Regions from separate parts of the Homo sapiens genome. Here all the other regions are linked to region 2. Evidence: read pairs that join two places in POLR2A ChIA-PET (ENCODE). Cell type or tissue: CD4-positive, alpha-beta T cell. All regions are shown on one strand. Each heading gives the region's core, and the rest is flanking DNA. Links, peaks and the distances in the headings are about the cores only. Region 1 has its middle 21 kb from the start of LRRC8C-DT. Region 2 holds the start of LOC124904833 (small nucleolar RNA U13). Region 3 overlaps LRRC8C (leucine rich repeat containing 8 VRAC subunit C).

Region 1 (10,526 bases), core at 3,019-8,018, 150 kb after region 2:
TTTCTCTGCTCTGTCTATATCCTAGATAGTAATTCTGAGAAAAATCAAGTTGCTGGTACTGGTGATAGTGGTGTATGGGAGAGGGAGGGCCCTGCCTATTTATTGCTCAGTAAGCTATCTGTTTCCAATTTTGGCAGTAAAACATAGCAACAGAGGGAAAGGAAAGAGAAGGCACAAGGCATTGAGTATCCACTGCCTAGCAGGCTCAGAACAAATGCTTTTACTTACGTTAGCTTATTTAACATAAGCTTATGAAGACACATATAGCATAAGTTATGAAGACATAACCTCCCTGAGGAGTAGGTATTCATATCCTCACTTTGTAGGCACTCATAGTGGCTCAGAATTCCCTGAGATCTCATAGTAAGTTAAAGAACAAGCATTAGCATTCAGGGTTGTCTGAGTCCAAATTTAAACTTTATGCTCTCCTTTACTGCCTAGTTTCCATCTATGAGCCTCCTTATGGCATGCCCAAGTCACACTCTGGTTTAATAAAGCCAAGAAAGGTTGTCTTTTCCCCCTAAATTTGCAAGAGGTGGGATGAGATTTATCGACACTCAAGTTAGACTAGAGTCAGCTCCTGAACCAATTTTCCCCAGACAAATCAGAGATTTTCACTGTCAAGACAATAATGAAATCTCTTTGCAACCTCCTTCTTCAATGTTATCTCTTTCAGGCAAATTGGAGCTAATTCTGGGGCAAGCAGGAACAAGTAATAATCACAGCCTCCTAGAGATATCCTTGGCACAGTTGCCTCGGGCACACTTGGCTGTGTTTTACAGAATGCTGTTCCCACGCCCCTGAATTAACTCTGTCTAGTTGTAGATGGCCAGAAGTGACCCTTCTAGCAAGAATCCTTGATAGTCCCCTGTCTTCCAGAAGACCTGCTAGTGGGCTCAAAATATGCTGAACTCACACTGGGTTGATGAGGCTAGGGCCCCTGCATTACTGTCTGTTTGTCATTAATAAATCTTCCTGGCACCATTGGCTGGGACCTAACATGAAGGACCTGGCATATAGTGCCCAGCCCCCTAGTGGTGGAGGCACAAGGGAGTAGGACAGGGCACAATGATCTCCATGGTCTCACTTGGCCACCAGCAGGGCCGGCAGCTTAGGATGGTGTCTCACCTGGGCCAAAATGTTGAACAGTCTGTGGACTGGTACCTGGGTTGCAAGCAGAGTGCATGTTCTCACTAGCAAACACCTTCAGCTGAACACATTCTTCCTCTCATTTCCTGAGGGCTCCCAGCAGTTGATTTCCCATGGAAACAAGCAGAAAACTGTTTTAATCATCTGGCATTTAGTTTCCTAATTTGTATGGGAACCTGGAGATAGAGACATATGGTACATTCATTATCTGAGAAAGCTACAGCTGAAAGAAAAATAATGAAAGCCAGTCTTAAAACTGGAAAGTTTCAGCAGATGCCCTCAAATTACTTTCCTTCATCTCAGGGACTGTCAACAATGCTGCCAAAATTGTTGTTCTGTTTTAGCTCAGTATTTCTAGCAGGATTTACACTTGAACCTTGGTGTGTGCTTCCCCCATGGCCCTTTACAGCCTGTCAGCTCTCATAGTTGGATATTGGAGCCCCCCTATTATCTCCTGAACCAGACAGAGAGTTGGAATGAGCACAGGCTCAGGAGTCAGTCAGACCTGAGTTCTAATCCTCAGGAGTCAACCTGACCTTACTAGTCCATTGGTGTTGGGCTAAAACTGAACTTCCCTACGTCATTTCTTTCCCCCCCTTTTTTTAGACAGGGTCTCACTCTGTCGCCCAGGCTGGAGTTCAGTGTCGTGATCTCAGCTCACTGCAACCTCCGCCTCCCGGGTTCAAACGATTCTCCTGCCTCAGCCTCCTGAGTAGCTGGGATTACAGGTGCATGCCATCATGCCTGGCTGATATTTGTATTTTTAGTAGAGATGGGGTTTTCCTGTGTTGGCCTGGCTGGTCTTGAACTCCTAATCTCAAGTGATCTGCCCGCCTTGGTCTCCCAAAGTGCTGGGATTACAGGCATAAGCCACCAGGCCCTGCCCATTTTTCCTCATCTGAAAATTTCATTCATTCATTTAACAAATATTTATTGAACATATATTTTGGGCCAGGTACTATTTTAGGAACTAGAAAGATAGCAATAAATAAATAAAATCCTCACCTTTGTGGGGATTATATTCTATTTCAGAGGACACAAATAATAAAAAATGAGTAGAAGACATAATATGTCAGCTGGTGATAAGTGCTATAAAGAATAATAATGCAGAGAAAGGGAGTATTTGGACAAGGCAATGACAAATTTTTAAAAGGCGGAGCAGGGAAGTGTCCTCGCTGTGAAGAGGCCGTCGAAAAAAGACCTGAAGGAGGTGTGAGGGTGGGCCTGTGGCTACTGGAGAAAGAACATTTTGGGAGAGGCCCTAAGGTTGGGAGACTCCCTGGTGTTTTGGAGGAACAGCAAGGAGTCCGGTATGGCTGGAGTCAATGAGTGCAGAGCTTTGGGCAACACCAAAGAGAATTTGGCTGCAGTCACTGTCACTCTCATACTGGAAAGTTTGGAGCAGAGGTGACATGATCTAAGTTGTGTCAGGGTTACTCTGGCTGCTGTGGTGAGAGCAGACTGCATGGGACAAAGTTAGGATGTTATAAGTCATCAAAGGGAGACTCCATAATGGTTTGCACCAGGGTAATCGATGTCAGGTGGTGAGAAGTGGCCGAATTCTGGTCAACATATTCTTTTGAAAGTAGAGCTTTAAGAATATGTGACAGATTGAATGTGGGTTAAGAGAGGGAGAGGAGTCAGAAATAACTCCAAAGCTTTTAGCCTGGTTACTAGGAAGAAAGGAATGCTAATTTTCTGAGATGTAAAATAGTTTAAGAGGAACAGGTGGAAGGGATGGAAAATCTGGAATTCTGCTTTGAACATGTTAAGTTTGAGGTGCCAATTAGAAGTCCAGACGGGGTGCAATGGCTCATGCCTGTGATCCCAACACTTTGGGAGGCCGAGGCAGGCGGAATGCTTGAGCTCAGGAGTTGGAGAGCAGCTGGGCAACGTGGCAAAACCCTGTCTTTCCTAAATATACGAAAAATTAGCCAGGTGTGGTGGCACATGCCCGTAGTCCCAGGGGCTGAGGTGGGAGAATCACCTGAGCCTGGGAAGCTGAGGCTGGAGTGAGCTGTGATCATGCCACTACAGCCTGGGTGACAGGAGTGAGACTCTGCTTTTGTCTTCGAGAAAAATAAGAGTAATCTCTCCTGATGCTTTATGGTGAGAAGCTGAGCTGATTGAGAAGTAAATAACTCAGTTTCTGTGCTTTTCTAGCATGGACACTATTATTTCCTTGCAGTCGATATAACGGAATTTCAAAGGTTCACAAATTTAAGATAAAAAAAGTCCTGGCACTGGAATAAATAATATAGAAAGTACACATCCCTCACCCCTCTTCCCACCTTTTTTTTTTTTTTTTTTTTTTTTTTTTTTTTTTTTTTAACAGTAGTTACAGGCTGGAGTTGGAAAACGGGTAATTATTAATCTTTGTACTCTTAGTAGGTACATAATAAATGTCCCTATTTCCAGACTTGAATTTAGTGACTTTATGTCTTCATGTTTCTAAGGTACTGAAGACTTAAGGGTCAGGTCAAGGTAAAGTTTAGACTTTCTTCTAGAGCAGTACTGCCTGGTAGAAATAAGATGCAAGCCATAGAGGTAATTTAAAATTTTCTAGCATCCACGTTTTAAAAAGTAAAAAGAAATCAATGAAATTAATTTTAATAATATATATTATTTAACCTAATATAGCCAAAATATCCTTTTAACATGTAATCAAAATAAAAATATTGATCTATTTTATTTTGTTTTTAACCAATTTTTGAAGTCTAGTGTGTATTTTATGCTTATAGAACATCTTCATTCAAACAAACCACATTCCAAGACCTGAATAGCCACATGTGGCTAGCGGTGATCACATTGCACAGGGCAGTCCTACAGGCAATTGGGGGGTATTTTTCTTCCTTGCTTTATATTTTTGAGTCTGATATTTGACTGCTGACACATGGTGTGTTTTCTGTCCATCAGGTTCAGATACTACTTGTTCTTTTGCTTTATATAGCAAGCCATTATGTGGCTACTAGTCCTGAACATGTTGGAGACAGAGGATCAAAAACTTCTTTAGTGCTCCACTTGCTCTTACCTCCCACAGGTAGAAACATCACTCAGTAAAAACCACCAATGAAAGATTCAATAATACCAACAATATTGTACCTACAAACGTTTGCTTGAATGGGTAGTCATTCTAATGGCTACATTTAAAAATGTCATTTTATTTTATTTTTTTTCCGAGACGGAGTTCTTGCTCTGTTGCCCAGGCTGGCTTGCAGTGGTGTGATCTTGGCTCACTGGAATTTCTGCTGCCCGGGTTCAAGTGATTCTCCTGCCTCAGCCTCCTGAGTAGCTGGGATTACAGGGGCTTGTCACCACACTCGGCTGATTTTTGTATTTTTAGTAGAGCTAGGGTTTCGGCATCTTGGCCAGGCTGGTTTTGAACTCCTGACCTCATGATCCACCTGTCTCGGCATCCCAAAGTGCTGGGATTACAGGCGTGAGCCACCGCGCCCGGCCAAAAATGTTATCTTATGTTAAAAATCTCTCTGTGATGAAAAAGCATAAAAATGCTGAGAGTAGGACACAGACAACTTGGAATTGGTGGCAGGATGTCTTCTAGGAAATGGCACACATAGAAAATAAAAACAAGGGGAAAACTATCTTGAAAAATGTCTAGGCCTTATTACAGAATACATGGAACCTTAATTTACATTTTAGTTGATTACAATTACCTCCTGGTACTTTCACTGACTCAATTATGTTTCTAATTTACAAAGTCCCTCCCTAACTCCAGAAATGTTAATGCTGGCCCTTAACAGGGAGGGCACCACAGCCAATGCTTTTCTAAGCACTTCATATGTATGAATTTATTTAGCTTTAATAACAGCCCATGTCTGTTATAACAAAACTATACAGTAACAGCTCTTAATCTCAGCTCTGTCACTTGCCAGTTAAGAGACTCTCTGAGACTCAATGTTTAAAAATATAAAATATAGAATAAAAATACAACTCACCTCACAAGGTTGGTGTGATAATTAACTTGAGGTAATTGAGAAGCTACACAGAACAGTGCTTGACACATAGTAAGCTCTCAGTATAGATCACTACTGTTACTGATGACAAATAACAAGATTTACTTAGCAAATCTTGAGGGAAGAGGTTACAAACCTTCTATGGCAAGGAAGCCACAAAGTAAGAACCTCCTCTCCTAGCTCAGACAGTGGTTTTCAGCTTGAAGGACTACAGTTTTTCTTCTCTGTACACTAAAAAGTTTTGGTGGCTATATTAACAGGCTCCAGGTCATTAGGGAGCTCCTACTACAATGCCTAGCAAAAACGTACTCCAACATCACTAGCATTTTTAAAGTAATTGAATTTTGAATAGGAATACATGCACATGGTACGAAATTCAAAAAAATACAAAAAGATATGCAGAGAAAATATACACGGTGTTACCAGGTGGGTTTTTTTTTTTTTTTTTTTGTGCATCTACTGGAGACTTTCTGTGACTATCCAAGCTCACATACACGCACCTTAAGATATTAAATTAGCAACTACATCTAGTAGGAGTCTATTGTTTTTACTGAAATATCCCAAAACCCCAAGTGTTTATAAGACCTGGAACAAGAATTTTAGTTTACAAATATTGTTTCCCCAGGGACACTTTCTTACAGGCTCCATTAGCCATTGATTCTGTTAGTGATCATCTCACCAAGGACCCCAGAGAGGGCTCAATAATCAGGCATAGGGAGTGAGAAGTGGGTAAGAAGAAGATTCAAGGGAAGGAAGATAAGGTGATAGGTACCTATTGGGTGTCAGATATGACTAAGAATTTTATATATGTTGTTTCAATTTTCTTAATCACCTTGAAACATGGTTATTATTCTTCCCCATTTTGCAGATGAGAAAACTGAGCTGTAGAAAGGTTGCCTGACTTGTCTAAGATAACACAGCTGGGAAGTTGAGGAGGCAGGTCTGACTGGTATAAAAAACTCCAGCCCAGTGACTTCCATACTACAAAATGGACAAAAGAGATCAGGTACGCAGAAGGGCAGAAAGTAGCTGAATTGCTAGTTGTTTTGAATACACTTGGAAGGGAAGGGAGATACAATCTGAAAAACTCACATTTACCACATCAAAACAACACCCAGCAGGCAAGTTGACAGCCCTTTTCTATCTTACTGCTGATGGCAGTGGTGGGCCATCCAGAGCAGCCGCTGCCATTGCACTGGCTGCAGCCAGGCGGGACCCACTCCCAGGCCCAGAGCCTCTGCCACTCTGTTACCCTGGCCCCGTGTCATCTCTCTTGCCTACCGCCTCTGTGGGGAGGTGTGGGGAGGAGGTGGATAGTCCCCGGAGGAGCCTGCCCCTGGGAGCCCCCTGGAGCCTGCTGCCCTGGGAGCCTCCACGATGAGGCCAGGCTGAATTGCCCCCTGGTGTGGGGGCAGCATGGTTGGGCACAGAAGGGCACGCAGAGAGGAGCCCCGAGGTGGAGCTGGGCCAGGAGTGGTGCAGCGTTCCACGGAGCCTGCAGGAGCGAGGAGCAGGCAGGAGCCCCACCCTCCCAGGCGCCTCTACGGCCGCCCAGGTTGCAGCTGCAGACCCGGGCATCTCTGCACTCTCAGGGGACCTGGGAATCCCCATTGTTAGCCCCCGTAGGCTTGAAGGTGTCTGCTTCCACTGCCTGGCCTCTCCCTGCTGTTGGCTCCAATCACAGGGTGGAGTTGAGGCCAAGTGTGGGCGATGTCACAGCCGGGCTGGGTGTACACACACACGAGGCAGTGCTGACATGCCAGGCCCCTGCCGCCTCAGCCCCCTCTGGACTTTGGGCACTGACAAGCACAGTGGGGAGGGATGCCGAGGCGGGTGCTGAGCACAGCCTGGTGCTGGCCTGCAGGTGTCCCTTGGCATGAACAGCCTGGGTGTCATGAACAGTAGCAGGAGGCCGACTGGCTCCTGGGTGGAAGGGGACTGGTGCCTAGTGAAGCCCCACCCTCAAACCAGGGAGGACTCGAAGCCTGAGGGCCAGGCTGCCAGTTCCAAGGACCGGAGGGAGGACTTGTAGTGCTTTTTCTGGGCCAGCCCATGGCCACCCATGGACCAATCAGCACACACTTCCTCCCCTCTGAGGCCCATAAAAACCCTGGATTCAGCCAGACTCCGGCAGAGGACAGAGAGAGGATAGAGAGAGGACGGGGAAATGGTGGGATGACCCGCTACAGAGAGGAACTACCCACCTCAGTGTCTCCCGTCTGCTGAGAGCTGAGAAGACAATGGGATGACCAGCTGCAGAGAGGAACTACCCTCTCTGCTGACAGCTAGACACTCATCAGGATGACCTGCCTAGCAGAGAGGAGCTACCCTCTCTGATGAGAGCTGAACACTGGCTGAGATACCCACTGCAGGTCTCCTCTGAGCTGTTCTATCGCTCAAAAAAGCTCCTCTTTGTCTTGCTCACCCTCCACTTGTCTGTGCACCTCATTCTTCCTGGTCGCAGGTCAAGAACTCAGGGCCTGCCCAATGGCGAAGCTAAAAGATCTATAACCCCAACAGGGCTGAAACATGCCCCTTGCTCGCCACGTTGTGGGTGAAAAGGAGAGAAGAGCTGTGACCCTTCGGGAAGCCCAGACCTGGGAGCTCCTAGAGCCAGGGCTTTGACTCCCTCTTTGGGGCTCTGCAGTTCCTGATGTTTCCAAGTTTCTGGGTGCCACTACATTCCCTGGTGCCAGCCAAGGAAGCTGCTCGTGGTGCACCTGGTCCAGCTGCAGCCTCACAGAGAACCAGTGCCTGTGCTGGCACGTGGAGCTGCCCGCCCTGTGGTAGCAGCCGGCATGTCTGACTGCGCAGTGGCCAGACCCCATGCTCGCTTACACATCCCTTGCCACTCCACGCCTGACTCGCAGTCTCCCTTAGGGGCATGGGATCCAGACCGGTATCGTGAGCTGAGTGCAGCCTGCCAGGCTGAGTGGGTGGAACAAGCCTAGCGGGCCGAGCAAAACTCAGACAAAGGCACCACCAGCCACAGAGGTTTCCGGCCAGAAAAGTGACACCCCAAAGATCCCGTAACACTACCTCTTCAGATACATTGGCAATAGACCAGGACACGTTTTTAAAATTTTTCTTAATTTCTTATTTTTTCCTGACCCATCACCAACAGAAAGGTCACATTTTAAACATTCACAGAGACCAGGTCTAAGGTGAGTACACAGTGATGACAAAGTTTTGTTGGGAAAGGCAGACGTTCTGCACCTGATGCTACCTTAGTCCCTGCAAAGAGTCCTCACTTCCGTGACTAAGTGGAAATCAGCTACAATTACTTAAGCACGTCACTAAGGTTTTTGTAAATAAAAATTTCTGAATAAGAAAATTTGATACATTCTTCAGTTCTGGTGTTGTTACTAACGGTCTTAGTCAGTTTGAGCTGTGATAACAAGTATCCTAGACTGGGTGGCTTAAGCAACAGACACTTTGTTTCTCACAGTTCCAGAGGCTAGGAAGTCCAAGATCAAGGTGTTGGCAGATTCAGTTCTTGGTGGGGGCCCTCTTCCTGGCTTGTAGGCGGCTGAGTTTTTGCTGTGTCCTCACATGACACACACAGACAAAGAGCGAGCTGTTAGTCACTTCTTGTAAGGATACTAATTCTAACACGGGGCTCCACCCTCGTGACCTCATCTAAACCTAACTACCCCTCAAAACCCCACCTCCTAATACCATCACATTGTGGGTTAGAGATTCAATGTATAAATTCTAGGGGAAGACACAAACATTCAGCCCATAACACTAACAATCACCAAGGAACTCATATGTACAGAGTTTAGAAGTTAGCAAAGGAAATTCACGTAAATCACCTTATCTGAACCTCACAGTTGTTATCTGTGAGATAGCTATTTTTATTTTCCCTGTTTTGCAGATGAAGAAGCTAAGTTGAGAAGCATTCAGTGATTTCCCCAGGGTCATCTGACTAGTCAGTGGCAATGGTAGAGTGCAAAATCAGGTTTTCTGATTCCAAATCCCGTGTTCATTCAGCTGCATCAGGAATCAGGCCATTCCGCTCCTAGTATTAGCAGCAATAACAAAACAGGAACAGCAGCTGATGTGTATTTGGTGCTGTACCATGTGCCAGTCTCTTTAAAAATATTATCTCTCAGGGTAGATGCTAGCATTCTATTTTACATCCCCGAGAAAACTTAAAATTATCAGGGTTAAATAACTTTCCAAGATCACACAGCCAGTATATCCACAAAGCAAGTATTTGAACCAGGTTTGGCTGAGTCTAGAGACGATGTTCTTAATATGCCACTTTGCTAGAGTGGCCTTTGAAGTGCTCTTTGAAAGACAGTTTGTAAGATGAAAATATTCTTTTAGATATATTTATTGAGATTTTAGTCAGAAATGGATTTCTTGCCCATTAAAAGCACTAGTGCCCTACAAAGTGCTCTATTGAAAGTCCTATTTTTCAGGCACAACAGATGGAGGACAGATGTTTCTTTATGCTCTGAAAGGTCCACTTTATGTAGCTGACTATAATAAGATTGTATCTGGTTCCGAATGTTTCAGAGAAATGGTATCAGGCAGATCATTGTAAATGAAAGCCAAATCAAAGGCATTATTGCACAGATTTGATAGAAAAAAAAAAGCCAAAACAACAGGATGTTATTCAATGGTATGGGCGGAAACTTTTTCAGAGTTCATTCTGAACCACACAGACATTTTCAGATGTGTTCCACCCTAAGATTCAGCCTAGTGTCAGAGAAGTGCATGTATGCTTGATTGAGACTTGTGTGATGGGGTGAGGTGGTGGGGGCCTGGGGGTTGGGTGCCATAGGTGTGGGTAATGCAATACTGAACTTTATTTCAGTGTGATTTGGAATAACATGGAAAGCCTGGAGAATGAGTGGAAACTTTGCTGTGACTTAAGTAGACTTCGGATAAACAGGAACTTTCTATGAGTTCAGAAAACTTAGATGCCTGAGTGTATTTGAATACTCATTTGGGACAAATGATTAGACCTCTAAGATAATAGTTCCCAGCTTTTTGTGTGTATTGGAATCATGACTGCAACACCTGAGAAGGATTTTCAGGCCCAATACACAAGTACGCTCATGTTTTGACCAAGCTGACTTCCAGGTTAGAAAGTCCATTTGTATTCTACAGAGAATCATAGCATCTCAGAGCCTAAAAGTGGCCTTAGAGTCACTTAGCCCAACTATCCTCATTTACTGAAGAGGAAACTGAGGCCCCATGAGGGCTAGTGATATTCTGCCATCAAACTTAACACAGTTGGGAGGGGAATACCCTGAAGATCTAAAGGACACTAGTTCAAGGTAGTGTATGCAGATGTGGTTGAGTTTTCACATACTGTTTAAGAACACAAACTTTGAAACCAGATCTAGATTCTAAACCAGTTTCCTTTGCTTACTAGCTGTGTGTCTTTTG
Region 2 (10,025 bases), core at 2,511-7,510:
TTGTAGAAAATAGAAAAAATAAATAGAAAAAATAAAAAATAAAAAAAGAAATAAAAAATTAAAACAAAAACAAAGATAAAAAATTGGGTATGTAAACAACTATTTACTTGGAATGAGAAAAATCCACAAATTACAAATTTTAAAATGCCAATCCTTTTGTAGTTCATAAATGTGATGATTGGGTTCTCACATGTGAGGTGTGTGAGACGTGCTTCATTCAAACCCTGTTACAACATCCGCACATACCCTGTCTGTCATGAAAGAAAAAAAATTAAAAAAGAATAAAATGTTGACAAATATACCACAAACATCAAAAGTCCAGGACAAATTATGCAATTCTTTTATTAATGAATTACCTTATATATACCTTTATAATTCTTTTGAATTTTAATATAATCAATAATTCTGAATAAATACACAAAGCTACATGAAATTAAGGTATATAGAAGAGTAAGTAAAATAGATTTTAAACATCATTGCATTAAGCTACCTACTTGTCATTATTCTTATACTATGTACATGGACTTATTTTATAAATATGTGTGGTGATTTTATCATTGGAATGTTTCTTTAGGTTGTTGTGATTCATTGATGAATACTTTTTCATTCTCTTTTGTCTAAAGCTGCTCTTTGTCTTTAGGATGCGATGTGATCCAACATGTTGGGATGCATAAAATACATGACTAAACAAACAGGCACAGTCATTGTGAACCTGGCACTGGTCTGTGTCCTACAATCACAGGATTTCTGATAAATTCTATTTTGTGTGATTTACCTCAAAAAATAAAAAATATTGGGTTTATAATTGCATACACTGCTTATCATGTATATTCTCAACAGGACAGAACTTCCATTTTGATCAGGCGTCTTTGAGAATTAAATCCTCTGCTCAGACTTTTACATAACTGAAGATTGGCAGAATTTTCCACAGGCTAGCTTCTGGGTTCATACTTTTGAAAACTTTGTCTACGTGATTACCTACAGACTTCCAATGCCAAGTGCAATAGGTTACATTCAAATCACAATATGACCTCTAGCATTGCACCTGTCTGTCAGATATTGGCTGAGCAGCAAAGGAGCATTGGAAATATTGCTGGAAGCCATTCCTGCACCACGATAGCTAACAATAACTTAGATATGGAAGTGAACCACATAAAAATAATCTTCTTAACCCAAACTCTATGCCTTTTCAAGTCAGCTTCCCCTTAGCTGAATCCAATCACCCCTTGCCTCTTTAAGATCACCCTTGGCCAGGCGCAGTGGCTCATGCCTGTAATCCCAACACTTTGGAGGGCCAAGGAAGGCGGATCACCTGAGGTCAGAAGTTTGAGAACAGCGTGGCCAACATGGGGAAACCCCGTTTCTACTAAAAATATAATAACAAAAAAAATTAACTGGGTGTGGTGGTGCGTGCCTGTAATTCCAGCTACTTGGGAGGCTGAAGCAGGGGAATCACTTGAAACCCGGAGGCGGAGGTTGCCGTGAGCTGAGATCATGACACTGCATGCCAGCTTGGGTGACAGAGCGAGACTCCGTCTCCAAAACAAACAAACAAAAAGACCACCCTACAGAAGAGCAAGTGTAACAGAGGGTAAGCTGGAGAGGAAAGAGACAGAGGTCTTAACCGATTGTAGTTAACATAGCTCCCAAGTTTTACAAAAGCTTATGACTATGGGAACACATTTCTCGGGCCCCAAGCATGAAAAGGGCTCATGAAAGGGAGGGGTCCTAGAACTTCATTAACATCATAGTAATTTGCCTTGCCAACCAGGAATGAGCCCTGCTTGGATGGACCACCTGCTCACAGTGTATTTACATTTACAGAATTGGCACACTGGTGTGCTTGTGGGCAAATGCAGGTTAATATGTGTTACTGTCAGAGTTTAGCAGTTGGTCAACCTCCAACAGGAGTCAGCAACGGTGTAGAATTTCCCTGAGTTTTAAATGTATGTCTTAGCCCTAAAGGCCTTTGGAAAGTTATTGGTCTTATTAGTGAGTTCATATGCCATTGAAAGATGTTTGACTAGAAAATGACATTTTAGTAAACGGGTAAGGAAGAGACTTACGAAAAAAGGACCATGAAGACACTGGGAAAATTAAAGAGAGCCCAGTAAGATGTCTTATCAGTTTATGATTCTCTTTTGTACACTAGTAATTTATAAGGGAACAGTCACAGTTAGGAATGATTTCAGCTACATGTAACATAATAGTTAACTAATGGTGGCTTAAATAATAAAGATAATTAACTCTTAGAACAAAAAGTCTGAAGGTAGGTGACTGATAACTCTGTTATTTTAGGACTCTGTCACTATCTTTACGATTCTTAAGGTAAAAATATGATTGTCACAGCTCTGGGAATCATTTGTTCAAAGGCAGAAAACAGGAGGCAGCTAGATAGTGTGTGTCTATCTCTTTTCAGTAAAGAGGAGAAATCTTTCCTAAGCAATTACCTATCAGAATTGCTCTTTAAATCTCATTGGCCAAAACTGGGCACATGGGCACCCCTAGCTGCAAGGAGGAGTTGGGAAAGTGAATATCTGGCAAAAGGGTATGAGAGTTTGTTGATTGGCTTAGACTTGTCATGCTTTATCTTTCAGGACTGGGCACATAGCTGTCCTGAGAAAGAATATGGATTTTATTAGTAAGGAATAAAAGGGATATGGCTATTGGGTGGCAACAAATGGCAGATGCAACCAGAACCTTTGGGTTGAGTAAAACTATCTTTTTACTTAGCAATTATCAAACTAACATGAATTAAGAACACACATGAATACAAACAATAATTTCGTTAGCAAATATTCTGTGCTAGGAACTTGGTACTAGATGTTAGATATATATTATCTGCAATTTTCACAGCAGTCCTGCAAGATGAATATTCTCCCTGTTTTCAGAAAGATTAGGTTATATCCCAATTAGAGAAATAAGTAGCTCTATTCTGACTTCTATCATTGAAGTCTTGCCTTTCTTGAACTTCAAATCAATTAAATCATATAGGAGGTACTTTTTGGTTTCCAACTTCTCTTGCTCAATATTAGATTCTGGACTCATTCATGTTGTTAATGAATACCATGAATAACTTATTTTTTAGTGCTGTGTACTTATTGTTTGAAAAAAATCAAAATTTATTCATTTTACTGTAGATTGACATTTGGGTTGTTCCTAGTTTAGTGAAATGATTAAAGTAATTAAGATTATTATATGTGATATGATTAGATCATAAATTATATGATTATATAGCTATATGAGTAGGTGACTAATATATAAGTATATATCTTATTATATATTATATAACATATTATATTTACAGAACCGACCAAAATAAATCTGACAAAAAGTACTCCTTTTTGTTGGATTTGCAATTTGTTGGATTTATATACAAGAGTAAAATAAAGTATTTTTAGCTTTAGTAGATACTCTCTAAAAGATTTCCAAAGTAGTTGTACCAAGTTACACTCCCATCAGCAAATTATGAGAGATTTATTTGCCAATGGTTGGCTTTGTTATATATATTATTTTAGAAGGTAGTAAGGAATATGGTATGTGCTATGGAAAAGGAGAAGTTGGGCAAGATAAAGGGGATTGGAAGTACTGGGGGAAAGTAGAGCAGTTTGAAATTTTAAATATGTGGTCAGGATTGGCTTTTATTTATTTGTTTTTTTGACAGGGTCTTGCTCTGTTGCCCAGGCTGGAGTGCAGTGGCATGATCATGGCTCACACTGCAGCCTCAACCTCCCAGGCTCAAGCAGTCCTCCTGCCTCCCAAGTAGCTAGGACTATAGGTGTGTGCCACCGTCCTCTACGAAAAATATATTTTGTATTTTTTGTAGAGATGGGGTTTTGCCGTGTTGCCCAGGCTGGTCTGGAACTCCTGGGCCCAAGCTGTCTGCTGCCTTCACCTCTCAAAGTGCTGAGATTACAGGTATGAGCCGCCATGCCTGGCTGGCTTTTTTTTTTTTTTTTTTTTTTTGAAGGTGACAACTGAACAAAGTCATGAAAAAGTAAGCGAAAGAGCTATGCAGGTATGTGAGGAAAATATTCTAGGTAGAGGGAAAAGCCAACACAAAGGCTATTAATAAATTGCTGGTGCTTTCCAGCAAAAGCAATTGGTCATTGTGGAAGAAACAGAGTGAACAAGGGAGAAAGGTATGGGAAATAACATGAAGGGGGAAAAGAGCCAGATCATGTAGGGCCTCCAGGACATGGTGAGTGCTTTGGCTTTTACACCGAGTGAAATAGGGAGCTACAATAGGGGTTTGAGCAGATGAGTGACATAATCTGATTTACACTTAAAAAAATTCTGGTGGCTAGATTAAAAATAACTGTGGGCAGGAGCAGGGAGATGAATTAGTCTATTGCAGGAGGTGACAGTAGCTTTAACCAAAGTGGTGATAGTGGACGCTCCAGGCAAATAGGGTGTCAAAAGCCGAGGTGCAGAGATGGAAAGTTCAGTTCAAGGCCGGTATCAGAACTGTGAGCAAACCAGTTGTCTTTCTAACGGGGGAAGGAAAATGACAGCTGCCATTTATTGAACATTCACTATGTGGCAAGCATTGTGCTAAATTTGATACTCCGGCGACCTCTTTTAGTCTCCATGACAACCCTGTAAAGACATTTAGAATTTAGAACCTTTCATACAGTTCCATGACTAAAACGTAGCACACCTGGCATTCCAACCCTTCATTTCATTCTACTCTAGCACTAAAGCTAGAAGGGAAGCTTGAGGCCACATTGTGGAGTGCCAAGAGGTTTGAACTTTTGCCTGGTTTGAACTTTTACCTTCTTAATCTTTTCCCCGCATCCCCACATTTGAGGACAGGACACCTCCAGGAACTGCAGCTCAGCAACAGGGGTTCAGCGTGAGCGCGGCCTGGGGAGGGTCATCGCCTTTTTGGGGAGTGTGGGGAGAAACGCGGCTCGCCTTGTCGTGGCTGGCGATACGCCTCTGCAGGAAGGGTGTGTCTCCCCGCTTGAGGATTCTCCCTATAGATAAAGAGGAGACTCAGCAGAGCCTTAATTAGAGATCACAGAGGACTGACAACGAGCGTCCGGAAGACGAATTGGCAGCGAGGTGCATGGATTCGATACAGAAGCTGGAGATAGAGTCCAGCTAACAGACCACTGCAGTTCGACGGAGCCAGAGTGAGGCAACGAGGAGAGATGTCGGGGAAGGAAAGGGGATGGGACTTGGGGACTGGAGCGGCTCGAGAGCGACGGAGAAGGGGGCGTTAGGCTCTAAGGATTCTCTTACTGTGCCTCCTCCCCGTGTCCTCGGGTGGCGGCTGCGCAGCCCTCCAGCCCTCAGAGCTGCCCTGCAGCACCTTGGCCACTAGGAGGCAGGCCCGCCTTATCTGGAGCCCCGGCCGCCGCTCACTCCAGGGAGGGCTGCGCTGCTGCTTAAATTCCAAGTCAGGCCAGCCCCTGGAACGCTTAATGGGAGCTTAGATTTAGAACAGTTGATTTTCATTGAGACGGAAATTTGGACAGTCTCCCACTTGATTGAAAACGGCTAGAAACAAGGCTTACGGTAGAGCAATGAATGCCAGAGTGCAGGCGCCGGTGCCCAGGCGGCCCGGGGAACAGGAGGGCCGGAGGAGGAAACAGCTGCCTGCAAAACACCAGCAGCGCCCTTAATTAACACCAGTGCTGGCCAGGGGGATTGTGCTTCCGGAAATTCCCAACGTCCTTTCCCTGCTTGCCCAGGGCCATTCCATTATACAGTTTCAGACCAGTCCCAGGTCTGAAATGGAAAGAGATGTTACCCTAGATGCCCGGAGACAGCGGGGCCGCAGAGACCTCGCACAGCCGAATAGCAGTGGAGCAGGTGTGTGTGTGTGCATGTGCATGTGTGCACGCTGTGAGGGTGTGGTGTGTGTAACATGCTCCCATGTGTCCGTGTGCCCGCTCTGCAGGGGGAATGTTAATGTTTGATTGTTGTTTGGCTTCAGCCCAAAAGAGAAACAAATAATGAGGTGAACGGAAATGAGCTGGAGTCTCTGCTTTCACCGCTAATTAGTCCCTGCTCGATTTTGACGAAGAAGACATACAATAGACACAAGTGAGCAACGAATGAGAAACTCAGGGACCTAGGCTGGGGAAAGGGCGTCGGGTGGGGGGTGTGTGGGCAGGGCTAGGAAGGGAATCTCAGAAGCCAGTGTGCCTGGATCAGGCCGACAGGTCATTCCCACCCTTAGATGAAAATCTGCGCATTATTCCATCTTGGCTGGCATCTCTTATGGGCTGGCCTTCATCTTACTAACGCCATTTCACTTTTTGAAGGGTTGACAGTTACCTTCTTCACCTTCCCCTGGGCAGTTCTTTGTTGTCTTTGTCAGGCTGGCCCCTGTCCATATTTCTCAGAGCCCTGGTCACAGCTCTCTTACTCACCAGCTGCTCAGACAAACCCAGCCTTGACCTGGCTCTGCACTTCAGCACGTTGCCTGCTGCTCCTTAGACTCTTCTCTTGCTACCTGTGAAAGGTCAGATGCAAAATGGTGAAGGCAGAAACAGACTGTTTGATGACAAGGTGAGGAAGAGCTGCTGCTCAATATACCTGTGTGTCTATTGATGTGCAAGTGAGCAGGAAAGATGGTGGTAGAAAGTCATGTTAGAGACCTCTGTGGCAGACCCTTCAATTATCAGCAATGCCAAGGGTCCCTGTCTGTGGGGCCCCCACAGGCACAACTCGTATGGGCTCCAGAGACACCATTTCAGCTTGAGAATGTGTCCCCCAAGTTGCTAAAGTATGTGTCCTACCCTCAGAGTACCTGGTCTCTCCAGGGCTCTCATAGCCCCTTGTGAATATATGCCTAGGAGTGCATGCTCCTTGAGCATGAATATGAGAATTATAAAAAAAATTCTTCACCCAGAGCAGGTTCTCCTCAGACTTGTATTCTCGAATGTGTGTGTGAGAGAGGGAACTTCATTTCTTTCACATCCTAATAAATACAGAGAATGGTCACTTCTTAGAAACTGTTGTTCACAGCACTTCTGGGTTGTTGCTAGTCTTTATTCCCTTTCTTTTTGCTTGCCCCTTTAGGGCACAACTGTCCCAGTACAGGTTTTCTTTCTAATGCTGCTCTTCTTTTTTGTTTGTTTGTTTGAGATGGACTCTCACTCTGTTGCCCAGGCTGGAGTGCAGTGGTGCGATCTCAGCTCACTGCAAGCTCTGCCTCCTGGGTTCAAGCAATTCTCCTGCCTCAGCTTCCCAAGCAGCTGGGATTATAGGCGCGTACCACCACACCCAGCTAATTTTTGTATTATTAGTAGAGATGGGGTTTCACGATGTTGGCCAGGCTGGTCTCGAACTCCTGATCTCAAGTGATCTACCCGCCTCAGCCTCCTAAAGTGCTGGGATTACAGGCATGAGCCACCATGCCCAGCATGCTCTTCCTTTATAATTTGGTAGATTGGGCCATGGTGGGAGTTCTCAAACTTTAATAATAATAAAAAAAGTCTCTCAAGGAGTTTGTTTTAAATGCAGATTTCTCAGGTCCTGCCCAAATCTATGGAATCAGAATTTCTGGAGCAGTCCATGGGAATCGGCATTTTACCAATCCCTCTGCTACCTCCTCCTCTAAGATCCGAAGTCAGATGGTTCACAGAACACATATCATAAAACGTGGTGCTGATGGAGGCCTTGGGCCCTTGTCTGGCTTGCTCAGGCTGCTATAACAAAACACTGTAAACTGGATGACTTATAAACAACAGCAATTTAATTCTCACAGTTCTGGAGGCTGGAAGTCCAAGATTGGATTTGGTTTCTGGTGAGTGCTCACTTCCTGTTTCCTAGAACAGTTCTTTTCCCCTGCGTCCTCACTAAGTGAAAAGGGAAGATAAGCTCCCTTGGGCTCCTTTATAAGGGCACTGTTCTCACTCATGAGCCCTCCATTTCATGACCTAATCACCTCCCAAAGGTCCCACCTCTTAATACCATCACCTTGGGGTTTAGATCTCAACATATGAGTTTTGGAGAGACACAAACATTCAAACAAAAGCAGTCCTTTTCTTAATTTTGAGAGTTATTTATATATTTTAGACTCAAGACCTTTCTTAGAGATGTAATTTCTAAATATTTTCTTCCTGTCTGTAATTTGTCTTTTGATCCTTTGTCCAAGGTCTTTCACAGAAGTTTTTAATTTTGATGAGATCCAATTTATAAATTTTTCTTCTTATGGCTCATGCTTTTGGTGTCAAGTCTAAGAACTTTGCTTAGTCCTACACCCCAAAGATTTTTCTCTTATATAGTTGTATGTTTATGTTTTAGTCAATTATCCATTTTGAGTTAATTTTGGTATTGGTTTAGGTCCAATTGCTCCAGCACCATTTATTGAAAAGGCTGTTTCTCCTCTATTGCATTGCTTTTACTTCTTTGTCTAAAATTAATGGGAATTTTGAGTGGGTCTATATCTGTGTTCTCTATTCTGTTCCACTGATTGATTGCTTTGCCTGTTCCCTCTACCAATACCATACTGTTTGGATACAGCACTTATATATAGGGCCTTAACATTTGGAAGCGTGATTCTTCCCACTTTATTCTTGTTTTTAAAGTTTTTTTTTTTTTTTTTTTTTTTTTGTTTTTTGCAATTCTTGGGTCTTTCCCTTTCCATATAAATTTTAGAGTAAGCTTGTCTATGTCTATGAAAAAAACTTATTTAAATTTTGATAGTAATTACATTAACATGATCTGGTTACGGAGAAGAAACTGTGTGGAAAAGTTGGGCAGTCGTAGTTGCTATATGATTTGTTAATAAACTTTGATCCTTCTAGAATCCTAGAACCAGAGAGGACTCAACACTTTAAACTGGCTCCAGGGAACATTGTAGGTTCTTGGGGGTTCATAAACTGTCTTTAGGAAAACGGAGCTGTCTTAAGAGAAGTAAGTTGTACGTACTTCTCTGAGAACCGAACTTTCTCTCTTATGGCTGTGAGAACCAAATGTTTACTTAAGTAAAATTGATCTTCATTTCTACTTCAACAGGGAAGGAAGAGCTGAAGGACCCTGGGGATGATTGAACATAGCCTCTCACCAGCGCGCTCAGGAATTGTCCTGAGAGCAGCAGGAGGAGTGGTAATCCTGCAAGAGAAGGTGGCTTTGTTGAGAGCCTTTAAATTCAGCTTTATTACTCGCCAGTCTCCTTCCTTGTGTTCTGGCCATATTTCTTATCCATTAGGCAGCCAGCCCTTCACATGAGATCCTCCTGGTTTTGCATTCTTTTCTGCAATGCTGACACTTCCTTCTAGTTACACCCTTTGGCACTCTAATCTGTGGTCTTAGTTTTAGTCACTGATGAAGATATTTGGCACATTAACTCTTATTTCAGTTAACACCAGATGAAGTGAACTCAATTCCTCTTCTCACACAAAAGTTGGCCCCAAACTAGTTCAAAAATATATTTGAATTCTTTCTTGGCTAGTGTCGGTTATTTGTGTCCCTTTAGTGATCTGATTAATATTTGCTTTTGTGATGGTTGTCACATCAAGATAGCTGCAAGCATTGTTAAAGAGACATTTGATAAGAGGGACTACTTACCTGGAATTCACCCCCAGACCACCGAAATCTTAACTACTGATGACAGTTTTGTGTATCCTTTAAGGAGCTCTTGAACTCTGAATTCTATAGAGAAAATAAAAAGATTTGTTGAAAATGACTGACCCCATGTGGGTTGAGAACTATATCCAGTTAACTAAACTGTAAACAGCTAACTGAATCTGTTAACAGTTAAGTATGTTATCTATAAAATAAGCTTCAAGTAGCACTGTGTTGTAACTTCTTGGTGCCTCCAAATTAAGAGTTAAACCCTTAGATCTGGCTAAGGAAATGACTTTATCCTAGCCCAAAGGAGACCTTTTCCTCAACTCTTCCTCCATTATTTTTATTCTCTATTGTTTACTCATCGTCTCATATGTCCCCTGTCATGTTACATTGGAATCATTTCTTTTAGATGCAAACTGCAGCTGATGTGTTCATTGGGTCTATTGCAGCCCCCACCAAGTGTTCACTTCTGGTGAGAGGCATATCCAGGGCCT
Region 3 (10,526 bases), core at 3,641-8,640, 110 kb after region 2:
CAAGTTTACAAGAAAAAAATCAACACCATCAAAAAGTGGGCAGAGGATATGAACAGACACTTCTTAAACGAAGACATTTATGCAGCCAACAAACATGAAAAAAAGCTCATCATCACTGGTCATCAGAGAAATGCAAATAAAAACCACAATGAGATACCATCTCACACCAGTTAGAATGGCGATCATTAAAAGTCAGGAAACAACAGATGCTGGAGAGGATGTGGAGAAACAGGAACGCTTTTACACTGTTGGTGGGAGTGTAAATTAGTTCAACCATTGTGGAAGACAGTGTGACAATTCCTCAAGGATCTGGAACTGGAAACACCATTTGACCCAGCAATCCCATTACTGGGTCTATGCCCAAAGGATTATAAATCATTCTACTATAAAGACACATGCACATGTATTTTTTTTTTTTTTTTTGAGACAGAGTCTCGCTCTGTCGCCCAGGCTGGAGTGCAGTGGCGCAATCTCGGCTCACTGCAAGCTCTGCCTCCCGGGTTCACACCATTCTCCTGCCTCAGCCTCCCGAGTAGCTAGGACTACAGGTGCTGGCCACCAAGCCCGGCTAATTTTTTGTATTTTTAGTAGAGGTGGGGTTTCACTGTGTTAGCCAGGATGGTCTCGATCTCCTGACCTCATGATCCGCCCGCCTCTGCCTCCCAAAGTGCTGGGATTACAGGCATGAGCCACCGCGTCCGGCCACATGTGTGTTTATTGCAGCACTCTTCACAATAGCAAAGACTTAGAACCAACCCAAATGCCCATCAATGATAGACTGGATAAAGAAAATGTGGCACATATACACCATGGAATACTATGTAGCCATAAAAAAGGCTGAGTTCATGTCCTTTGCAGGGACATGGATGAAGCTAGAAACCATAATTCTCAGCAAACTAACACAAGAACAGAAAACCAAACACTGCATGTTCTCACTCATAAGTGGGAGTTGAACAATGAGAACACATGGACACAGGGAGGGGAACATCACACACTGGGACCTGTCAGGGGATGGGAGGCTGGGGAAGGGATAGCATTAGGAGAAATACCCAATGTAGACGACGGGTTGATGGGCACAGCAAAGCACCATGGCACGTGTATACCTATGTAACAAACCTGCAGGTTCTGCACACGTATCCCAGAACTTAAAGTATAATAATTAAAAAAAAGAAACATAGGAAAATAATATCTACCCCATGGCGGGGGCTGAAAACACAATACTAAATTTGTGGTATTCAAGAGTCAGACAGTTAACCTTTTGCTATAACTAGCATTATTCAGGTCCCTTACTGGAGTTTAGGGCTCTATTTTAAGAGGAATATCAAAAAATATTACATAGACATAAGGGCAAAAAGTTTTACCTACAAAAATATATTCAGATTCCAACGATTTCTGACCCATCTTAGCTGCTACCCCGATCCAAGCCACCATCATCTCTCAATTAGATTATTGCAAGATTATTGCAATATCTTCCTGATTAGTCTCTCCACTTCTACCAATGACCCCTAGAGAGTCATCTCAAGTGAGCAACCAGAATGATCCTGGGTTTCTTCTCCATTCAAAATCCTCTAATAATTCTCCATCTCACTCTGTGAAAAAGCGAAAATCTTTACAAAAGTCCTAAAAGGCCCTCTGCAATCTCACTCCCACCCCACACCAGTCTCATAGCCCTCTCCTGCACACTCGCTTTGCTCCAGCCACACTGGGCCTTCTAGCACAAGCTTGTCCAATCTGTGGCCTGCAGACCACTTGTGGCCCAGGATGGCTTTGAATATGACCCAACAGAAATTTGCAAGCTTTCCTTTCCTAAAACATTATGAGATTTTGTGATTTTTTTTCTTTTAGCTCATCAGCTATCATTAATGTATTTTATGTGTGGCCCAAGACAATTCTTCTTCTTCAAGTGTGTCCCAGGGAGGCCAAAAGATCGGATGCCCCTGTTAGAGTGGTTTCTTGGCACCCCAGGTTCACTCCTGCTTTTGCATTTGCAACAGCTCTGTCTGGAATTCTCATCTTCCTGGTATCTGCAGGGCTCAATCCTTCACCTTCTTTAGGCCTTGCTGAAATTTACCCAGATTGCAACCACTTTTCACCATTTCTATCACTACTCCTCTGGTCCAAGCCTTCACCCTCCTCTTGTTTAGATAATACTGCAAAGCCAATTTAATATCACACCATATCTCAGCCATAGCACTCCCTTTCCTCCTGCCCTGCCTTATTTTTCTCCATAGCACTTAACACCTTTGAACATACTATATATATTTTAGCTAATTATGCATTTCCTTTTCTCTCTCCTCCCACTTGAATGCAAGTCCCAGGAGGGCAGAAATTTTTGCCCAATTTGCAAAATGTTTTGTCCCTAATGCCCAGAAGAGTGTCTGGCCCATATTTGTCATTCACCAGATATCTGTTAATTAGAAGAGTAAAGTGGTAGAAACAGAACCTATCAAGAAACACTATGGAGATACTACTTAGGCCAGAGCCTGGTGGCTAGGCTGGTTCTCTCCTTTCCAATCGGAGGCCTCTTCAGCAAACATGCTCCACCACATCATCACTCAGTCCAAGAAGCATCTAAGCTTGATCTCCCTCTTTGTATTCATTGGAGCTGGAGGTACTGGAGCAGCACTGTATCTCGTGTCTGGCATTGTTCAATCCAGATGTTAGTTGGGACAGAAAGAATAATCCAGAGCCCTGGAACAAACTGGCTCCCAATGATCAATACAAGTTCTACTCAGTAATTGTGGATTACAGCAAACTGAAGAAAGAAGGTCCAGATTTCTAACAAATGTTTCACTATAAAGCTGCTTTAGAATGAAGGTCTTCCAGAAGCCATCCACACAATTTTCCGCTTAACCAGGAAATACTTCTCCTCTAAATGCATGAAATCATGTTGATGTAATCTATTGGCGATTGCACTGATTAGTAAATAACTGAAACTTGGAAAACAAAACAAAACAAAAAGAAACACTATGTAAATTGAGACAAGCAAAGGAATACAAAAGGCTACCAGAGGAGTCCAGAGCCTGGATGTCCATGGATAGACTTCAGTGCCAAATACAAAATGTTTCAACTTTGCACATTACAGGCTTTAAACTGCTGCATGAGAGATTTAGGAAGAAACAACCCATTGTTAAATGACCAAATAAATGGTTACAGGACGAAATCTGAGGGTTGGTCATGCCAAGGAGATGTGAAAAATAGGACAGTGAATCATGTTTTGATGGTGAGCTTGCTGTCTGGAGGCAGGGTGCTGGATGAGAAAGGTTCTTTTGCTCCACTAGGAGCTTAAGATGAGTATTTCTCCAGGAGCCAACATTACTTACTGAAATGCAGAAAGTGCACATGTTTTCAAAGGGAAAACACATGGACTGGTATTAAATTAATAACTTCTGATTGGAAAACTTGTTGACAGAATTTGGCTGAGCTAGTCTCCTGAAATTTATTAGGGAACATCTGGGGGGAAATAAAACCTAGGATAGGGAGGAAGAGTGGCTCTCAACCTTGGCTGCACATTGGAATCATCTGGAGAGTTTTAAAAACACTGATGCCTGGGTGCAGTTAAATCAGAACCGCTGGGGTGGGGCCCAGGCATGAGGTTTTTGTTTTGTTTTGTTTTAGAGGTCCTCAAGTGATTCCAACATGTAGGTGAGGTTGAGACCTATTCTCCCCAAAACATCTGTTTCTTCTGTTTGTGATAAAAAGTACAGCTACGCACTAAGTGAGGTCTTAGGGAAAAACCAGAGCTTTATCTGGGCCTATCAAAGGCAGGGTTTACTCACTTAAAATGATTTCAGTACTCCATGAATTTATATTTTAATATCACATCTTTGGTTAATACTTACCTGGACACCACCCATTCCCAGATCACCACATCAGGACTGTCAGGCTTCCCCACACAGCCCACCCTCTCTCAAGAAGAGCACGCTGCTTGGATAATATTTGAAGGGGTCTCAGACCACAGCTGCAGTGTCCTATTTTGGAAGCCCGTGGCTGAGTATTTTCATAAGCAGTCCAAGATCAACACTTTCCTACTTGCTCTCTTCACCTCTTCACTCCCCTGGGTTATTTATATTCTCAACTATCTCCATTCCCACACTGTAAATTCTGTAAGGGCAGAGACCAGGTTGCTCATTTTGGCATGCCCAGCCCCTGACCTAGTTGTCTGAGCAGTAACACTTTTGCATGACACAGAGCTAGTCCACATGTACAGCAATGATTTACCTCTCAAAACAGTTTCTCAATGTAGATGATCCTTTGAACATTAAAACTGTAGTTCTGATGGGGTCCATATTTATAAGCATTTTATTTTAGAGTAACAGTTCATTACCATTTTATTGACAGTTTTATTAACAGTAACAATTAATTACTGTTACTGTAAAATGAAGTTCTCTTTATGTATAAAGGAAAACCCCACCTCCATCATAACACGAGCTAAGGTTTACTGTGTACTTAGAAGTGTCAGGAGCATCATACATATTACATTACTTAACGCCCAAATATCTCTGGGCTCCAGGTACTATAAGCCTACTCTTACTCAAGAAATGGAGGCTTAGGAAGGTCAATATCTTGCCTGGGGTTACAGAGCAGTAAGCAGAGGGGCCTGCATACAACCCAGGTAATCTGTTTTTAGAACTGGTTAATCTAAGTCACTAAACCTAACATTCCGTAACAGAACAAAACAATTGAAAACTGAGTTGAATTCCTTCTTGAATGAATATAGGAATTAGTTAGGAGGAAAGGGTATTTTCCTTTACAGAAGTGTTTCATAAAAACTGGGATAGCTGGGCTGACACAGTCTAGCTACTTGGGAGGCTAAAGCAGGAGGACTGCTTGAGCCCCAGAGTTTGAGACCAGACTGGGTAACATAGTAAGACTTCATCACAGACACACACACACACACACACACACACACACACACACACACACACACAAAAAAAAAAAAAACCTGGAGAAGACACAACCTAAAATTTCCTATTAACTCTCATTATAATATCAGAGACACTTTTAAATATATATCATACTTAGAGTGTAATATACACATACTCAGATACTTTTTTTAAAAATTTGTTTGCTTTTCCATTAGCAGTGGCTCCTAATTCTTTGGCTATAAATCTTTTAGCTCTATAGCCTCTTGGTCAGGCGCTTATAAACTTTAAAGAATTTAAACAGTGGAATCTACACTTCACCCAATAGCTAAATGAGAGTACAGGTAGTTCATTTCCCTGTCAGAAATGTGCCTGTTTTCAGCATATGGTACATACATATTTTCAAGAAACATTTTATAGTTTATCACTCAGAATGAAAAATAATGACACAAATGTTAAATTTTATATCAATTGTGTAGTTTTGGAAAGATAATGAGGATTTCCTAAATCCTGTTCATAGGTGATCCTGATATAAAAATAGAAATGGTATTTAGGTATAATCTTCCTTAAAATGAGGACATAGCTGCATATTTTTAAAATGTAGTGATTCTACCACCTGCCCCATTTCCACTACATAAAATGCCTTGGCGTCTGAGATGTTGAGATATGAATAATTACTATTTTAAAACTTTACTGAGCCTCAGAATTTTTAAAGCCTTTTTTAGATTATATTCTAAAAACAAATATATTTTCAAACAGTCTTCATTCCAGGTTTCCAAGCAAACACACCCGAATAAGTTAATATTTCAGACCCTTAGGCTGTTTTCAAATGCTATATTTAACATGCTTATATGATCACTCAAATAATTTTGATTCAGTTCAAATATGTCAACAGGAAGAGGTCGGGCAGAAATATAAAAATTCTAAGCAAAGTCATTCTGAGACTCAAACAACTCCAATACCAGAAACGCTAGTTAAACCAAACAGTAGTGTGGCCAAAGAACATCAAGGGAAACTGCTGTTTTCAAGATTTGTGGTTTCCTTATATAAAGAACCTATTCTGCTCTTGGATGTGGCACAAGGGGGCTTTTTGAAAGCATGGTATATTTCAATAAAAAAACAAATCATAGTCAAGCTGAGTAAATGTAAAGTTACACACAGTCATACACTTCATTCCTGAGATCCTCTGGAAGTAAATCTGCTGCTTAACATTAATGACACGTCTTATCAACTATGTTTTTGTTTATAAAATATTCTAATATGTACATGACTCCAGTTCAGGTTTAAAATTTTTCCCTTCTTTTGAAGAATAGGTCCCCTGAAAATTTTTCAGAAATTCTTAGTAACTTTTCATTATACTAAGCATCTTTTTTTTTTTTTTTTTTTTTGATACAGAGTCTCACTCTGTCACCCAGGCTGAAGTAAGTGGCGCAATCTGAGCTCACTGCAACCTCTGCCTCCCGGGTTCGAGCAATTCTCCTGCCTCAGTCTCCCAAGTAGCTGGGACTATAGGCGTGTGCTACCACGCCCAGATAATTTTTGTATTTTTAGTAGAGACGGGGTTTCACCATATTGGCCAGGCTGGTCTCGAACTCCTGACCTCATGATCTGCCTGCCTCGGCCTCCCAAAGTGTTGGGTATACAGGTGTGAGACACCATGCTCAGCCATACTAAGCATCTTCTAAACCACAATGGTCACTACTTCCTGGGCCCACTACCACGTTAGGCAAACCATTCATAAAGACAGGATATGTTGCTATTTAGGATACCAACAATATAGTAATAGCACTTTAATACAAAATTTTAATTTTGTACAAATTCTCTTCCTATGAACTGATTACAGTTTTGTACACTTAGGGTGATATGAAGTCCTTAGTCCAAGGCAATATATGTCAACAGTAAAACAAACAAAAAAGACTCCTGTTATTGCCTTAGATGTATATACTACTACCTCATTGGACATCTGCATTTTCAGAATTCTAAGTTTAGTCATAAGCGGTCACATTAATCTAAAAAATAAAAATAAAAGGAAGCCATCTCTACTCACCATTTTGTATAATATAATGAAATAGTTACAATGTATGTTTTATAGCCAGAAAGACGTAGGTTTGAAATCTAGCTCTATGGCTACTAGCTAGTGACTTTGGGCAGGTTATTTAACCCCTTTGAATCATGCACACTTGGATAAGTAGCCGGCAGTAAATGTGAAAATTGTCAACTACATTATTTAATTAAGAAAATATTTCCAGACTTCTTGCTTTTTAGAACAATGTTTGTATTGTTTAATAAACTTTGAATAAAAAAAATAGCTAGGCTTCTCTCTTGGGAATCTTCTGGATTCTAAAAAATCCAATTTACTGTATGTTCCACTATATCTGCTGTTCATGGAAAGTGCCGAACAGTACCCCCAAATTGTGGTGTCCTCTTGAAAACATTTGCTATTTTTTCCATTGCCTCAAGAATTGCCTCAAGGCCAATTCCTCCCAATCAATTATCTGTAACTCCATGTGTTACCTATGCTTGTTGCATGGATATATAGAAACCAAACTCTGTGAAATGCCAAACTGCCCCAATTCTTGAATTACATGCCTGGAAACCCAGAGGTCTCAAATGTGCATTTCTACTAGATTCCCCACTGACTATGTGACTCTTTGAGCTTACTCAGTACCTAGCATCTCTAGAGCATGACCTGAAGTTTTAAGAAAGCCTCGATAGCTAATACCAATAATGATAAAGTTAATGAACAGGTGCTTAAGAGCAAGGGCCCATCCCCACCCCACACCTGACAGGCAGTTAGACCCGATGATGTGGAGATTGCCAGCTTATGGAAGGGCTGTTCCTCTGACCACTGCGATCCAGAAACACAGCTGCCTTTATAGGGTCTACAGGATGGTTAGCAGCTGAGGCTGAGGAAACTAGCTGCAATCTGTGAGATAAACATGTCCCCTCAAGGGAGAGTTCTTGGAAGGTGAGTTATACAATCTTCAGGAAAGTTCACTGAAAGAGCCCTCATGTTGAATCTTTGTTGTGAGCTACTACAATGTCCCTGTGCTCTTTGTACCTCTCGCTGTAAGATGGCAGCATCACAGTCGAGACACAGCTGCTTGTTTTCCAGTATTTAGCCTCTCCTTTTTACGTAATAATAAAGTACATGTTCCAGCCCCCTTGAAGGCAGGTATGGTGTGGGACTTAGTCCTAGCCAATGGCATATAAACAGAAAAGATGAACTCAACTTGGAGTTGTGTCCTTAAAGGAGCCCTCCATATACCTTCCTCCCCACCTCTGAGATGGGATGCAGGCTTAGTATTAATCATCTTCAACAGACAAGTAAGGGATACATGTTAGCAAGGGTAGTAAGGAGATCTTTAAGAGTTGTTTAGGTCTTGAGGGTTCTGCCCTCATGCATGCATTAGTGTTATCTTGGGAGTCGATTTGCCCCCTCTGGCTCTTGCTCTCTCTAGCTCTTTGCCATTCCACCATGTGATGGCTTCTGCCATATGATAATGTTACAAGAAGGCCCTCACCAGATGCCTGCACCTTGATATTGGGATCCCAGCCTTCAGAACTGTAAGCCCAAAATTTTATATTCATTATGAATTATCCAGTCTTGGTATTCTGTTATAGCAGCACAAAACAAACTAAGACATTTGAAGACACAGATATAGATCATCAGTCATTTGAGGAATGCCTCCAACTGAAAGACAGATATAAATAAGACAAATACACAATCAAAGGAACAAATAAAGACACACTAAAACCGAAAGTAAAGCAGAGAGCAGGAGTTCACACTTAAAAACTTCCCAACTATAATTAATATTCTCAGAGAGCTAGCAAGAGATACTGTATTTATAAAATAAACACACCGAAAAGAACTTGGAAATTAAAAATAAGATAATGAAAAAATCAGCATAAGGTTAGATAATGTTGATGAAATTCATCTTAAAGTAGAAAAAAAACAGACGGGGAAAAATAATATACAGACACCAGATTCAATGTTTGAATAATGGAAATTAACTAAAGAGTGAAAGGAGAAAATGACACAGAGGTATCAAGAAGAGAGTGCAAGAAAAATTTCCCAAACTGTAGGACATGGGACTTCATATTAAAAAGGCTGCTGACTAGCTGGGCATGGTGGCTCATGCCTGTAATCCCAGCTACTCAAGAGGCTGAAGAAGGAGGATCACTTGGGCCTAGGAGTTCAAATCCAGTCTGGGCAACATAGCAAGACCTTGTCTCAAAAAAAAAAAAAAAAAGGCTTACTAAAGTGCTAGCACACAATGAATTAATAAAGACCCATACTGTCATGAACATTGGGGATAATGAGAAGATCCTAAAAGCTTGGAGGAGGCAGCAAATAGAGAGGGTAAAAGGGTGCATACAAAGAAACAAAAGTCAGATCAGTATTACACTTTTCACCAACAATATTGTATGCCAGAAAATAGTTGTAAAAAGCCTTCAAATTCTTAGTGAAAGTGGTTGTCAATGTAGAGTTTAGTACCCAACCAAACTAACTTTCAAATTTGAGAGTAGAATAAATAGTGTATTTCAGACATAGAAGGACACAGAAAATTTATTTTTATGTATTCTCTCCTTAAAAAGTATTGAGGAATATAAAGGGAGTAAGACACCCATCCCCTGAATTGAGACTTAAATATCCAGCTGCCAACTTGACATTTCCAACTGGAAGTTTAGTAGACATTTCTCTTTTTTTTGTATAAATTTAAAGGGTACACGTGCAATTTTGCTACATGGCTATACTGGGTAGTGGTGAAGTCTGGGATTTTAGTGTAACCATCACCTGAATAATGTTCATTGTACTTATTAAGCAATTTCTCATCCCTTAGCTGCCTCCTCACTTCTACCCTTCCAAGTCTCCAATGTCTATTATTCCACTCTATGTCCATGTGTTCACATTATTTAGCTCCTACTTCTCAATGAAAACATACACTATTTGTTTCTGAGTTGTTTCACTTAAGAAAATGGCCTCCAGTTCTATCCATGTTCTATCATGTCTATCCATCAAAAGACATGATTTCATCCTTTTCCATGGATGAATAATATTCCATTGTGTATATATATTGAATAATATTCCATTGTGTATATATACCACATTTTCTTTATCCAGTCATCCATTGATGGACACTTAGATTGATTCCATATCTTTGCTGTTACGAATGATGCTGCAATAAACATACAAGTGCGGGTAGCTTTTTGATATAATGATTTATTTTCCTTTGGGTAGATACCTAGCAGTGATACTGCTGGATTGAAATTAACGAGTCCAAAATAATTGTTAATTTCACTCCAAATCTGCTATTTCCACAACCATCCATATTTCAGTACATAGGAAATCCATCTTTGCAGGTCCTCTGGGTCAAAACCTTGGAGTCAATTTTTAATTTTTTTCTCTCACATTCAGGTCTATTCTGTTAGCAAAACCTGCAGGCTCAATCTTTAAAATCTATCTAGAATCTAACCAGTTCTCCCTACCTTTTCTGCTATAACCCAAGGCACCAGCATGTCTCATTTGTTTTATTATAATAGGTTCCATCCTTGTCTCTTACAGTTAGTCTACTCTTTACCATTGTTTCTCACAGTGTGCCTTTTTGGGGAATCAGTGAGGTCAAAACTATTTTCACAAGAATACTAAACATTATTGGC

Evidence for each region. Peaks named below come from ENCODE experiments on the same cell type or tissue, not always from the same donor. Only the 100,000 strongest peaks of a DNase experiment are listed, where the experiment ranks them.
Region 1: POLR2A ChIA-PET joins it to region 2 with 40 read pairs; 12 of 35 experiments call an interaction of 5 or more read pairs at or near these places.
Region 3: POLR2A ChIA-PET joins it to region 2 with 10 read pairs; 9 of 35 experiments call an interaction of 5 or more read pairs at or near these places.

The regions. Positions count from the first base shown.
Region 1 is chr1:89,606,637-89,617,162 of GRCh38, reverse strand. It overlaps a transcript of LRRC8C not described here. Among named protein-coding and RNA genes, the nearest start is that of LRRC8C-DT, 21 kb to the left of the region's middle. In CD4-positive, alpha-beta T cell, for the core only: a CTCF peak has its summit at 6,297; DNase peaks (open chromatin) are centred at 5,272, 6,252, 6,812 and 7,192; H3K4me3 peaks cover 4,057 bases; H3K27ac peaks cover 3,842 bases.
Region 2 is chr1:89,758,444-89,768,468 of GRCh38, reverse strand. LOC107985743 (a long non-coding RNA gene) reads right to left here. Exons shown (of 3, transcript XR_002958333.2): 3 at 9,531-9,612. It overlaps LOC124904833 (small nucleolar RNA U13), which reads left to right and starts at 151; the gene lies at 151-257. RefSeq lists an enhancer at 5,235-5,735. In CD4-positive, alpha-beta T cell, for the core only: a CTCF peak has its summit at 5,331 (motif pointing right); DNase peaks (open chromatin) are centred at 5,318 and 5,968; H3K4me3 peaks cover 1,321 bases; H3K27ac peaks cover 687 bases.
Region 3 is chr1:89,653,467-89,663,992 of GRCh38, reverse strand. All of the region lies in intron 1 of LRRC8C (leucine rich repeat containing 8 VRAC subunit C), which reads right to left. It also overlaps the pseudogene LOC100505788. Among named protein-coding and RNA genes, the nearest start is that of LRRC8C, 26 kb to the right of the region's middle. RefSeq lists a silencer at 5,843-5,902. In CD4-positive, alpha-beta T cell, for the core only: no CTCF peak of the experiment used is centred there; DNase peaks (open chromatin) are centred at 3,672, 4,162 and 5,892; H3K4me3 peaks cover 1,315 bases; H3K27ac peaks cover 4,276 bases.